Linked DNA regions of Homo sapiens: region 2 is linked to region 1. A link is an interaction called in ENCODE POLR2A ChIA-PET data of the cell type or tissue named here. Cell type or tissue: MCF 10A. All regions are shown on one strand. Each heading gives the region's core, and the rest is flanking DNA. Links, peaks and the distances in the headings are about the cores only. Region 1 has its middle 27 kb from the start of LINC02819. Region 2 holds the start of TRE-TTC4-2 (tRNA-Glu (anticodon TTC) 4-2).

Region 1 (5,488 bases), core at 249-5,248:
GAATAATCTAAAAAAGAAATCAAGAAAGCAATCCCATTTACAATAGCTACAAAAAATAAAATACCTTGGAATAAATTTAATCAAGATGGTGAAAGAATGCCACAATGAAAACTATAAAACAGAGATGAAAGAAATTGAAGAGATAACAACTAAGTGGAAAGATATTGTGTGTGTATGGATTGGAAAAATCAATATTGTTAAAATGTCCATAGTATTCCAAGTGATTTACAGAGTCAATGCAATTCTTATCAAGGGAATTGAACAATGAGAACACATGGACACAGGAAGGGGAACATCACACACCGGGGACTGTTGTGGAGTGGGGGGAGGGGGAAGAGATAGCATTAGGAGATATACCTAATGCTAAATGATGAGTTAATGGGTGCAGCACACCAACATGGCAAATGTATGCATATGTAACAAACCTGCACGTTGTGCACATGTACCCTAAAACTTAAAGTATAATAATAATAAAATTTTTTTAAAAAAGAAAAAAGTAAAAAAAAAAAAAATACCAATGACATTCTTTGCAGCCATAAAAAAGAAACCTATTTAAAATTTGTATGGGGGGACAGGCCAAGATGGCTGAAGAGAAACAGCTCCTGTCTGCAGCTTCCAGCAAGACCAACCCAGAAGACAGGTGGTTTCTGCATTTCCAACTGAGGTACCCAGTTCATCTCACTGGGACTGGTTAGGCAGCGGGTGCAGCCCACAGAGAGCAAGCAGAAACAGGATGGGGTGTTGCTTCACCTGGGAAGTGCAAGGAGCCAGGGGACCTCCCTCCCTCCAGCCAAGGGAAGCAGTAAGGGACTGTGCTACCCACCCCGAGAACTACTATGCTTTTCCCACAGATTTTTGCAATCTACAGAGTAGGAGAGTCTCTCCTGAGCCTACACTACCAGGGTCCTGGTGAGAGGTGACAGCATGCTGGCAGTCCTCACAGCCCTCGCTCGCTCACTCTCGGCGCCTCCTCTGCCTGGGCTCCCACTTTGGCAGCACTTGAGGAGCTCTTCAGCCCACCGCTGCACTGTGGGAGCCCCTTTCTGGGCCAGCCAAGGCCGGAGCTGGCTCCCTCAGCTTGCAGGGAGGTGTGGAGGGAGAGGCGCCAGGAACCAGGGCTGCACGTGGCGCTTGCGGGCCAGCTGGAGTTCCGAGTGGGCGTGGGCTTGGCGGGCCCTGCACTCGGAGCAGCTGGCCGGCCCTGCCGGCCCCGGGCAATGAGGGGCTCAGCACCCGGGCCAGCGGATGTGGAGGGTGTACTGGGTCCCCCAGCAGTGCCAGCCCACCTGTGCTGCGCTCCATTTCTCGCCGGGCCTTAGCTGCCTTCCCGTGGGGCAGGGCTCGGGACCTGCAGCCCGCCATACCTGAGCCTCCCACCCTCTCCGTGGGCTCCTGTGCCGACCGAGCCTCCCCAATGAGTGCCGCCCCCTGCTCCATGGCACCCAGTCCCATCGACCACCCAAGGGCTGAGGAGTGCGTGTGCATGGCGGGGGACTGGCAGGCAGCTCCATCTGCAGCCCTGGTGCGGGATCCACTGGGTGAAGCCAGCTGAGCTCCTGAGTCTGGTGAGGATGTGGGGAACCTTTGTGTCTAGCTCAGGGATTGTAAATACACCAGTCAGCACCCTGTGTCTAGCTCAGGGTTTGTGAATGCACCAATGGACACTCTATATCTAGCTACTCTGGTGGGGCCTTGGAGAACCTTTATGTCTAGCTCAGGGATTGTAAATACACCAATCAGCACTCTGTATCTAGCTCAAGGTTTGTAAATACACCAATCAGCACCCTGTGTCTAGCTCAGTGTTTGTGAATGCACCAATGGACGCTCCGTATCTAGCTATTCTGGTGGGGACTTGGAGAACCTTTGTGTCTAGCTCAGGGATTGTAAATGGCACCAATCAGCGCCCTGTCAAAACAAACCGCTGGGCTCTACCAATCAGCAGGACGTGGGTGGGGCCAGATAAGAGAATAAAAGCAGGCTGCCTGGAGCCAGCAGTGGCAACCCGCTGAGGTCCCCTTTCACACTGTGGAAGCTTTGTTGTTTTGCTCTTTGCAGTAAATCTTGCTATTGCTCACTCTTTGGGTCCACACTGCTTTTATGAGATGTAACACTCACCACGAAGGTCTGCAGCCTCGCTCTTGAAGCCAGCGAGACCACGAGCCCACCGGGAGGAATGAACAACTCCAGCCACGCAATGAACAACTCCAGGTGTCCGCCTTAAGAGCTGTAATACTCACTGTGAAGGTCTGCAGCTTCACGCCTGAAGCCAGCGAGACTACGAACCTACCAGAAGGAAGAAACTCCAAACACATCCGAATATCAGAAGGAACAAACTCCAGACGCGCCACCTTAAGAGCTGTAACACTCACCGCGAGGGTCCACGGCTTCATTCTTGAAGTCAGTGAGACCAAGAACCCACCAATTCCGGACACACTGGGTTTCAAGCACAAAACTTGGGCGGGTGTTTGCGCAGGCACCAAGCTAGCTGCTAGAGCGTCCATGCTAGCCATGCCCAGAGTCCAGAGCAGTTCATAGCATCAGAGGCCTTACTGTCCTCTCTCCTCAGCTATATTCTCCAGAAATTCCTAGTTCACTACCATATACCTTAAGCTTAGGTAGTCCTTGGCACTTGGGTGACAAAAGCCTAATCTATCAGGTCATTTTAGGGAAGTGGCTTAGATGTCTTTCATAGAGCGCATGGAAGATAAAAGTGATTTGTGACGTTGTGCTTGGGACTTGGCATGGAATTTCACCTGTTTGTGCTAATCCCTTCCCTGACAGACTCACCAGTGTGAAGCTGAGAGAAAAATCATTCCAGGGACTTGGACCCACAATGGCCACACAGAGATGAACTGGGGGCTTAGGATAGAATAGATCACTCTCAATTGGCGTTCCGATAGGATTGCTGTATGGCACAAAAATTCCAGGAGCATGATTCACAGTGAATATAGTAGCAGCTATAGGAGTGATTAATAGCAAAGATGTTGGAGCCAGACTGTCTGGGTTTGTGTCCTGGCTCAGCTTCTTATAACCGTGTGATTTTGGGCAAGCTTTTAAACTTTCTGTACCCCAGTTTCCTCAAGTGCAGGAATGGTATTAGTGTCTACTTTGTAGAGCCGTTATGAAGACTAAATAAATTAATATAAATAACTGTTTAGAAGAGTACACCGTGAGCATAATATAAGTGTTTCTCTTTTGACATGCTGAGGCTGTGTCCTTCACCTAGTTGGCCTGTGGCTCCATCTGGGATAGAGTGGGGGTGAGGAAAATGCTAATAAATGTTATAGAAGAGATGAAAGAAGGAAGACCCAGACAATACTTGGCTTCTGACACAATGAGATGATGCAATAGGTAAATAACTTTACAAGCTAGATTACTGTGCTATGAAATAATTTGCTAAATTATTTTAGAAGCACTCCATTCCTCCCATACATAGCTTACCTATCAACAATTAGCCCTGAGGAAAAGTAAATTCTAAAGTTTTCCTATAGTGTAGAGAAGAAGGTATTTCTACCTTTAGTAGCTATTCCATGAGGATTGATTCTTTATATACAAAACAGATAAAAATAAGGGAAGTCTAAGAAGACCCTGCTCCCTTTCCACTGAGGGACAAGAAGATCAGTGTGAGGGAGGAGAGTCTTATATTCAAAATGTGGGTCTTCAGCTCGGACTGGGTGAAGGGAACATTTGAGAAGTAAAGGCAATGTTAAGAACAGAGAGCTCCTGACTCAGATCTGATTTTGAATTCCAGATATCTGATGTGCAGGAGCCTGCAGTCCAAAACAAGGCAGCTCAACCTAGATAAGAGAGAATGCATAAGGACATTTCCAAGACACTCTCAGCGGTTTTAGGTAAGGACAATAGATCAAGAGATATGGGACTTCTGGGAAACTTGTGGCAAGGAAAGTAAACAACACAACTGAGGCTGGAGAAGAGGAGAGAATTGCCAAGCTAAGGGTTCTGCAGGAAGATGTGGTAAACACCCAAAGCTGGGAGTACACCTTGGCTCAGGAAGATATGGGTGATGTCATGGAAGAATAACCCAAGCCAGAAGAGTGGATCATCTGTTCACCAGCCACAGACTACAGTGTGTGTGTGTGTGTGTGTGTGTGTGCATGCACATATATATACACACATATGTATATACATATATGCATATGTATATACATATAAGTGTGTGTATATGTTTGTATCTTTTTGTCCAGATAAACCAGAAGACAGGTGGTCCAAGGAAGCAACTATCACCCTGTCTTTATCTATCTATGTATATATCTATCAAGAAAGAGAGATTTATTTTAGGAATTGGGCTCATATAATTGGGGAGGCTGGAAAGTTCAAAATCTGCAGGGTAAGGCAGCAGGCTGGAGACCCAGGGAGGAGTTGCAGTTTGAGTCTAAAGGTGGATTGCTGGCAGAATCCCTTCCTCTTCAGGGAGGTCAGTCTCTTTTTATTAAAGCTTTCAACTTATTGGATGAGGCCACGCACATTATAAAGGATAATCTGCTTTACTCAAAGTCTACTGATTTAAATGTTAGTCTGATCTTAAAAATACCTTAACGAAGGGCCGGGCATGGTGGCTCACACCTGTAATCCCAGCACTTTGAGAGGCCGAGGTGGGCGGATCAGCTGAAGTCAGGAGTTCAAGACCAGTCTAGCCAACATGCTGAAACCCTGTCTCTACTAAATATATAAAAATTAGCTCGGCATGGTGGTGGGCACCTGTAGTCCCAGATACTCAGCAGGCTGAGGCAGAATCGCTTGAATCCGGGAGGTGGACATCGCAGTGAACTGAGGTTGCGCCACTGCACTCCAGCCTGGGTGATAGAGTGAGACTCCATCTCAAAAAAAAAAAAAAGAAAGAAAGAAAACCTTCACGAAAATATCTAGACTAGAATAATATTTGATGAAATATGAGAGTATCATGGCCTAGTTAAGTTGACATATCAAATTAATCATTACAGAATTACAACCAGCAGGAGGACAACAGTAGAGATCTGGAGACCGGTGGGTACACGCAGAGACAGGGAGACTTTTTCCTCTTTTCTCCACCTATGAAGCATCACCCACACACCCTTCTCACTACTACCCGATATTGATACAAAACCAAGCTCATTCTGCCCATCATGCAGACAGCAAATTACTGATATAATGAGTTTTGCAGTAGAGAAAGATTTATTCATAGGGAAACCCAGAGAGGAGACAGGAGAACAGCTCTCAAATCGGCTTCCCTGAAGATAAGGCTGGCTCAGGGATATTCATGGGGTAAAGAAGCGAGGTGGTCTAAAGCATGAAGAAAAGTGATTGGCAGTAGGGATAAATGAGGTAACTGATGATGTGTACAAGTGTAGTTGGTGTTCATGGCTCCTTATAGGATGCATGTTCAGAAAATGGTGGTGTTATCACGATTTGAGAGAAGAATCTTTGGCTCTTTGACATCAAAAGCTCACCTCTTGAGCATTTGTGCAGGCCCAGTTGAAAGGTCAGTGGT
Region 2 (5,260 bases), core at 261-5,260, 1.9 Mb before region 1:
CCTCCCTCTGCACTGGTGAGGGGCATATTTAGAGATCAGGAATAGGATCCTTTGGGGAGGGGGGCAAAAAGACACATTTTTTCTCAATCAACCGTGGGGAAACTATATAAGTGAAGGAGATGCAGATTTTAGGAGGAAGAAAGAAAAAGGGAGGGAGGCAGGAAGGGAGATGAGAAACTCCCATGTCAGAGGGAGTCCGTGACAAAAATGATTTGGGAAATATTTTTCTCTTCCCCAGCTTGACTTATGACAATCTTTCTTCCAACGTTTCTGCCCCTAAAGCCTTCTGCCACCCTCTGGCCCAGGCAGCAGTCACTGCATCCAGTACTATACACATCATTGCAAAATATTCTTAAAGACATTCCTATAGGTTTCTTTTTTTTTTTTTTTTAATTGATCATTCTTGGGTGTTTCTCGCAGAGGGGGATTTGGCAAGGTCACAGGACAATAGTGGAGGGAAGGTCAGCAGATAAACAAGTGAACAAAGGTCTCTGGTTTTCCTAGGCAGAGGACCCTGCGGCCTTCCGCAGTGTTTGTGTCCCTGGGTACTTGAGATTAGGGAGTGGTGATGACTCTTAAGGAGCATGCTGCCTTCAAGCATCTGTTTAACAAAGCACATCTTGCACCGCCCTTAATCCATTCAACCCTGAGTGGATACAGCACATGTTTCAGATAGCACAGGGTTGGGGGTAAGGTCACAGATCAACAGCATCCCAAGGCAGAAGAATTTTTCTTAGTACAGAACAAAATGAAAAGTCTCCCACGTCTACCTCTTTCTACACAGACACGGCAACCATCCGATTTCTCAATCTTTTCCCCACCTTTCCCCCCTTTCTATTCCACAAAACCGCCATTGTCATCATGGCCCGTTCTCAATGAGCTGTTGGGTACACCTCCCAGACGGGGTGGTGGCCGGGCAGAGGGGCTCCTCACTTCCCAGTAGGGGCGGCCGGGCAGAGGCGCCCCTCACCTCCCGGACGGGGCGGCTGGCCGGGTGGGGGGCTGACCCCCCCACCTCCCTCCCGGACGGGGCGGCTGGCCGGGCGGGGGCTGACCCCCCCACCTCCCTCCTGGACGGAGCGGCTGGCCGGGCAGAGGGGCTCCTCACTTCCCAGTAGGGGCGGCCGGGCAGAGGCGCCCCTCACCTCCCGGACGGGGCGGCTGGCCGGGTGGGGGGCTGACCCCCCCACCTCCCTCCCGGACGGGGCGGCCGGCCAGGCAGAGGGGCTCCTCACTTCCCAGTAGGGGCGGCCGGGCAGAGGCGCCCCTCACCTCCCGGACGGGGCGGCTGGCCAGGTGGGGGGCTGACCCCCCCCACCTCCCTCCCGGACGGGGCGGCTGGCTGGGCGGGGGGCTGACCCCCCCCACCTCCCTCCCGGACGGGGCGGCTGGCCGGGCGGGGGGCTGACCCCCCCACCTCCCTCCTGGACGGAGCGGCTGGCCGGGCAGAGGGGCTCCTCACTTCCCAGTAGGGGCGGCCGGGCAGAGACGCTCCTCACTTCCCAGACGGGGTGGCTGCTGGGCGGAGGGGCTTCTCACTTCTCAGACGGCGCGGCTGCCGGGCGGAGGGGCTCCTCACTTCTCAGACGGGGTGGTTGCCGGGCGGAGGGGCTCCTCACTTCTCAGACGGGGCGGTTGCCAGGCAGAGGGTCTCCTCACTTCTCAGACGGGGCGGCCGGGCAGAGACGCTCCTCACATCCCGGACGGGGCGGCAGGGCAGAGGTGCTCCCCACATCTCAGACGATGGGCGGCCGGGCAGAGACTCTCCTCACTTCCCAGATGGGATGGCGGCCGGGAAGAGGCGCTCCTCACTTCCTAGATGGGATGGCGGCCGGGCAGAGACGCTCCTCACTTTCCAGACTGGGCAGCCAGGCAGAGGGGCTCCTCACATCCCAGACGACGGGCGGCCGGGCAGAGACGCTCCTCACTTTCCAGACTGGGCAGCCAGGCAGAGGGGCTCCTCACATCCCAGACGATGGGCGGCCGGGCAGAGACGCTCCTCACTTCCCAGACGGGGTGGCGGCCGGGCAGAGGCTGCAATCTCGGCACTTTGGGAGGCCAAGGCAGGCTGCTGGGAGGTGAAGGTTGTAGCGAGCCGAGATCACGCCACTGCACTCCAGCCTGGGCACCATTGAGCACGGAGTGAACGAGACTCCGTCTGCAATCCCGGCACCTCAGGATGCCGAGGCTGGTGGATCACTCGCGGTTAGGAGCTGGAGACCAGCCCGGCCAACACAGCGAAACCCCGTCTCCACCAAAAAAATACGAAAACCAGTCAGGCGTGGCGGCGCGCGCCTGCAATCGCAGGCAGTCGGCAGGCTGAGGCAGGAGAATCAGGCAGCAGTACCGTCCAGCTTCAGCTCCGCATCAGAGGGAGACCGTGGAGAGAGGGAGAGGGAGACCGTGGGGAGAGGGAGAGGGAGAAAAAGACATTCCTATAGGTTTCTAACATGTGCCTGAGGTGGTTGAGGCGTCTGTCCTAAGATCTTTTCTCAGAAGGTGCTGCCCACAGTGTCACCAGCCCTCCCTGGTGGTCTAGTGGCTAGGATTCGGCGCTTTCACCGCCGCGGCCCGGGTTCGATTCCCGGTCAGGGAAGTTTGCTTTTTTCCTTTCTGATATCACTGCAGTGGTTTCCACCAAAGCCATGTTCAGTGATCTTCAGTTCAAGGCGGTGAACACTGCATGTGCCTTTCAACCTCTCCCAGATGATCCTGAAGTCAGTCTTGAAAACCGCGGGGCAATGTCATTAGGGAGCCCTTGACAAGTAAGAACGTTGACAAGTTAGTGTTGTCAAGTAACTTGTCATCATAGGAGGTTCACTTTCGTCTATTCCTCTTACGGGTAAAGTTAACTAACTTATTACCATATAAAAATATGTTTCTATTTTTACAAAATACCAAACGAATTAAGAGAGGTTTTCCATGTTTCAAATATGCAAATTAGCATAACGGACTAGTTTGTTTTCCGATTTGGAACACCTGTTACCAGAGGAAACAGTAGCGCATCTGGTAAAATAACCTGGGCATCTACTACATCTCTGAAATGTAAACAAACCGCCCTTAGGGTTTAAATGAGAACTCGGCAGGAGGTCGGGGAGGGAGAATTACATTTATTCTTAAAACTGTGCCTATGCCAATTCATCAGACCTTTCTAGATTTAGAAGACATTTGAAATAACTCACTTGTTTCATGTAAAAATTACTTATATTGATTTTTAAAAATCAAGCCGGGAGCGTTGGCTCCCAGCACTTTGGGAGGCGGGCGGATCACGAGGTCAAAGATCGAGACCATCCTGGCCAACATGGTAAAACCCAGTCTCTACTAAAAATACAAAAATAAAAATACAAAAATTAGCTGGGCGTGGTGGTGCGGGCCTGTAGCCCCAGCTACTCGGAAGGCTGAGCTGTAGTCCCAGCTACTCCTTGAACTCGGGAGACGGAGGTTGCAATGAGCTGAAAGCGCACGACTGCACTCCAGCCTGGCGACAGAGCGAGACTCAGCCCCCAAGAAGTAAAAATAAAAATCAGTAATTCTCAATAGAGTGGGGCTGAGGTGAGTCTGAATCTGCCTACCTTTTTACTCCATACAGGCAGTCCCCATTCCCTGGATACTGATGTACAGGATGTCAGTAGTGCCTTGCAGAGAGGCGTGCCTGCAAGCAAACCTTAACTGCTCCGGAGGGCAGTGACAGCCGCAGCCACGGCGATAATAGAATGCGTGTGATCAAGAAAGCAAAGAAGCAAACTTTCCTAACCGGGAATTGAACCTGGGCGCTGGCAGTTAAAGCACTAGAATCCTAGCCACTAGACCACCAGGGAGAGACAGCTTAGTTACCTGGGCAGCACCTTTTGGAAAAATACCTTAGGACTGACGCTTTAACCACTGCAAGCGTAGGTTATAAACTTTTAGGAGTGTCTGGAAAATGTTCTTAAAATTTCAAATAATTAGCCGGCCAGGCGCGGCGGCTCACGCCTGCAGTCCCAGCACTTTGGGAGACCGAGGTGGGCAGATCACCTGAGGTCAGGAGTTCAAGACCAGCCTGGCCAACATGGTGAAACCCCGTTTCTACTAAAAATATAAAAAATTAACCAGGCATGGTGGCGGGCACCTGTAATCCCAGCTACTCCGGAGGCTGAGGCAGGAGAATCATTTGAACCCGGGAAGTGGAGGTTGCAGTGAGTCGAGATTGTGTCATTGCACTCCAGCCTGGGCAACAAGAGCAAAACTCTGTCTCGGAAAAAAAAAAAAATCATGCTAATTATTTAAATTCTTAATTTTTCTTTACATAGAATGACAAATAAGAGCAAATAAAAAGCCCCATCATAGGAAGGACTATGGAAGAAAGGAAAAAGCTTTATAGTTCACTACTCTTCACAGCACTTTTCTTGCTGCTTTTTTCAGAAGAGGTTGCATTTTCACTTTGCACTAGACCCGACAATTTATGTAGCTGATGCTGGTACCAGAAGGTAAGATCAGTTTCCTGGGGTACATTTTTGGTATAGTGGTTAAGGCTTTTTTCTCAAACTTCCCAGTGGGAGTTTAAGTCTTGGTTTTGTCCTTCATTTTTCTTCCTTCCCACTATTAAGCTCCTGTTGCTGTGGCCATCAAGATTTTCTATTGTTCTGGGGCTCAAGCAGACAAGGAACCCAAGAACACCCAGGCCACACCTTCCACCCAGGAGTCCAGCTGGGCCCTATGCCCAAATGATTGCTTTTTCTCTTTGCCCACTCCATCAAGGGTGACAGCTTCTTCCTAGTCAATTCTTTGCCATGGTCTCACTCCCCGCCTTCCTCAATCCAGAATCTGAGCAGGAAACGAATCTGGTCAAAGCACGTGGTTGGATTTTCGTGACCCAGTGCTTCCAAAAGGCCAAACCTCACCTCTGCTCCACCTGCCCCCACTCTTGGATCCAGCAGCCTCACACTTCCCAGGCCTCTGCCCTGACATCTGCCTCCCTAGAAGGATGAAGAGCAGTAGCGCCTGGAATTCCAACCATCTGCCACAGTCTTGCATGGCACAGGTGAGTTTTGTGGGAGATGGGGTGGGGTGGAGAGTAGACAACGTTTCTGGCATTTTCACAAATGGCCACTCTGATGCTGGCCTCTCGCTCTGTCCTGCCAGCAAAGGGTCAGACTAGGTGGTGGCCTGGGAGCAAATGGGGCATGAGCAATCAATGCTTCCTACCTATCTGGGCCCAGTGTAAAAGTGGGCAGTTAGAGGAGATGTTGTTGACTTTAGATTCATCTCCTTCCTCATTAGC

What was found. Peaks named below come from ENCODE experiments on the same cell type or tissue, not always from the same donor. Only the 100,000 strongest peaks of a DNase experiment are listed, where the experiment ranks them.
Region 2: POLR2A ChIA-PET joins it to region 1 with 5 read pairs; 1 of 35 experiments calls an interaction of 5 or more read pairs at or near these places.

What each region holds. Positions count from the first base shown.
Region 1 is chr1:159,490,597-159,496,084 of GRCh38, reverse strand. No RefSeq gene overlaps it. Among named protein-coding and RNA genes, the nearest start is that of LINC02819, 27 kb to the right of the region's middle. In MCF 10A, for the core only: no CTCF peak of the experiment used is centred there; a DNase peak (open chromatin) is centred at 2,954.
Region 2 is chr1:161,419,429-161,424,688 of GRCh38, reverse strand. TRE-TTC4-2 (tRNA-Glu (anticodon TTC) 4-2) reads left to right here and starts at 2,525; the gene lies at 2,525-2,596. It also overlaps the pseudogene TRUND-NNN3-1. RefSeq lists a silencer at 2,517-2,666. In MCF 10A, for the core only: no CTCF peak of the experiment used is centred there; a DNase peak (open chromatin) is centred at 2,568.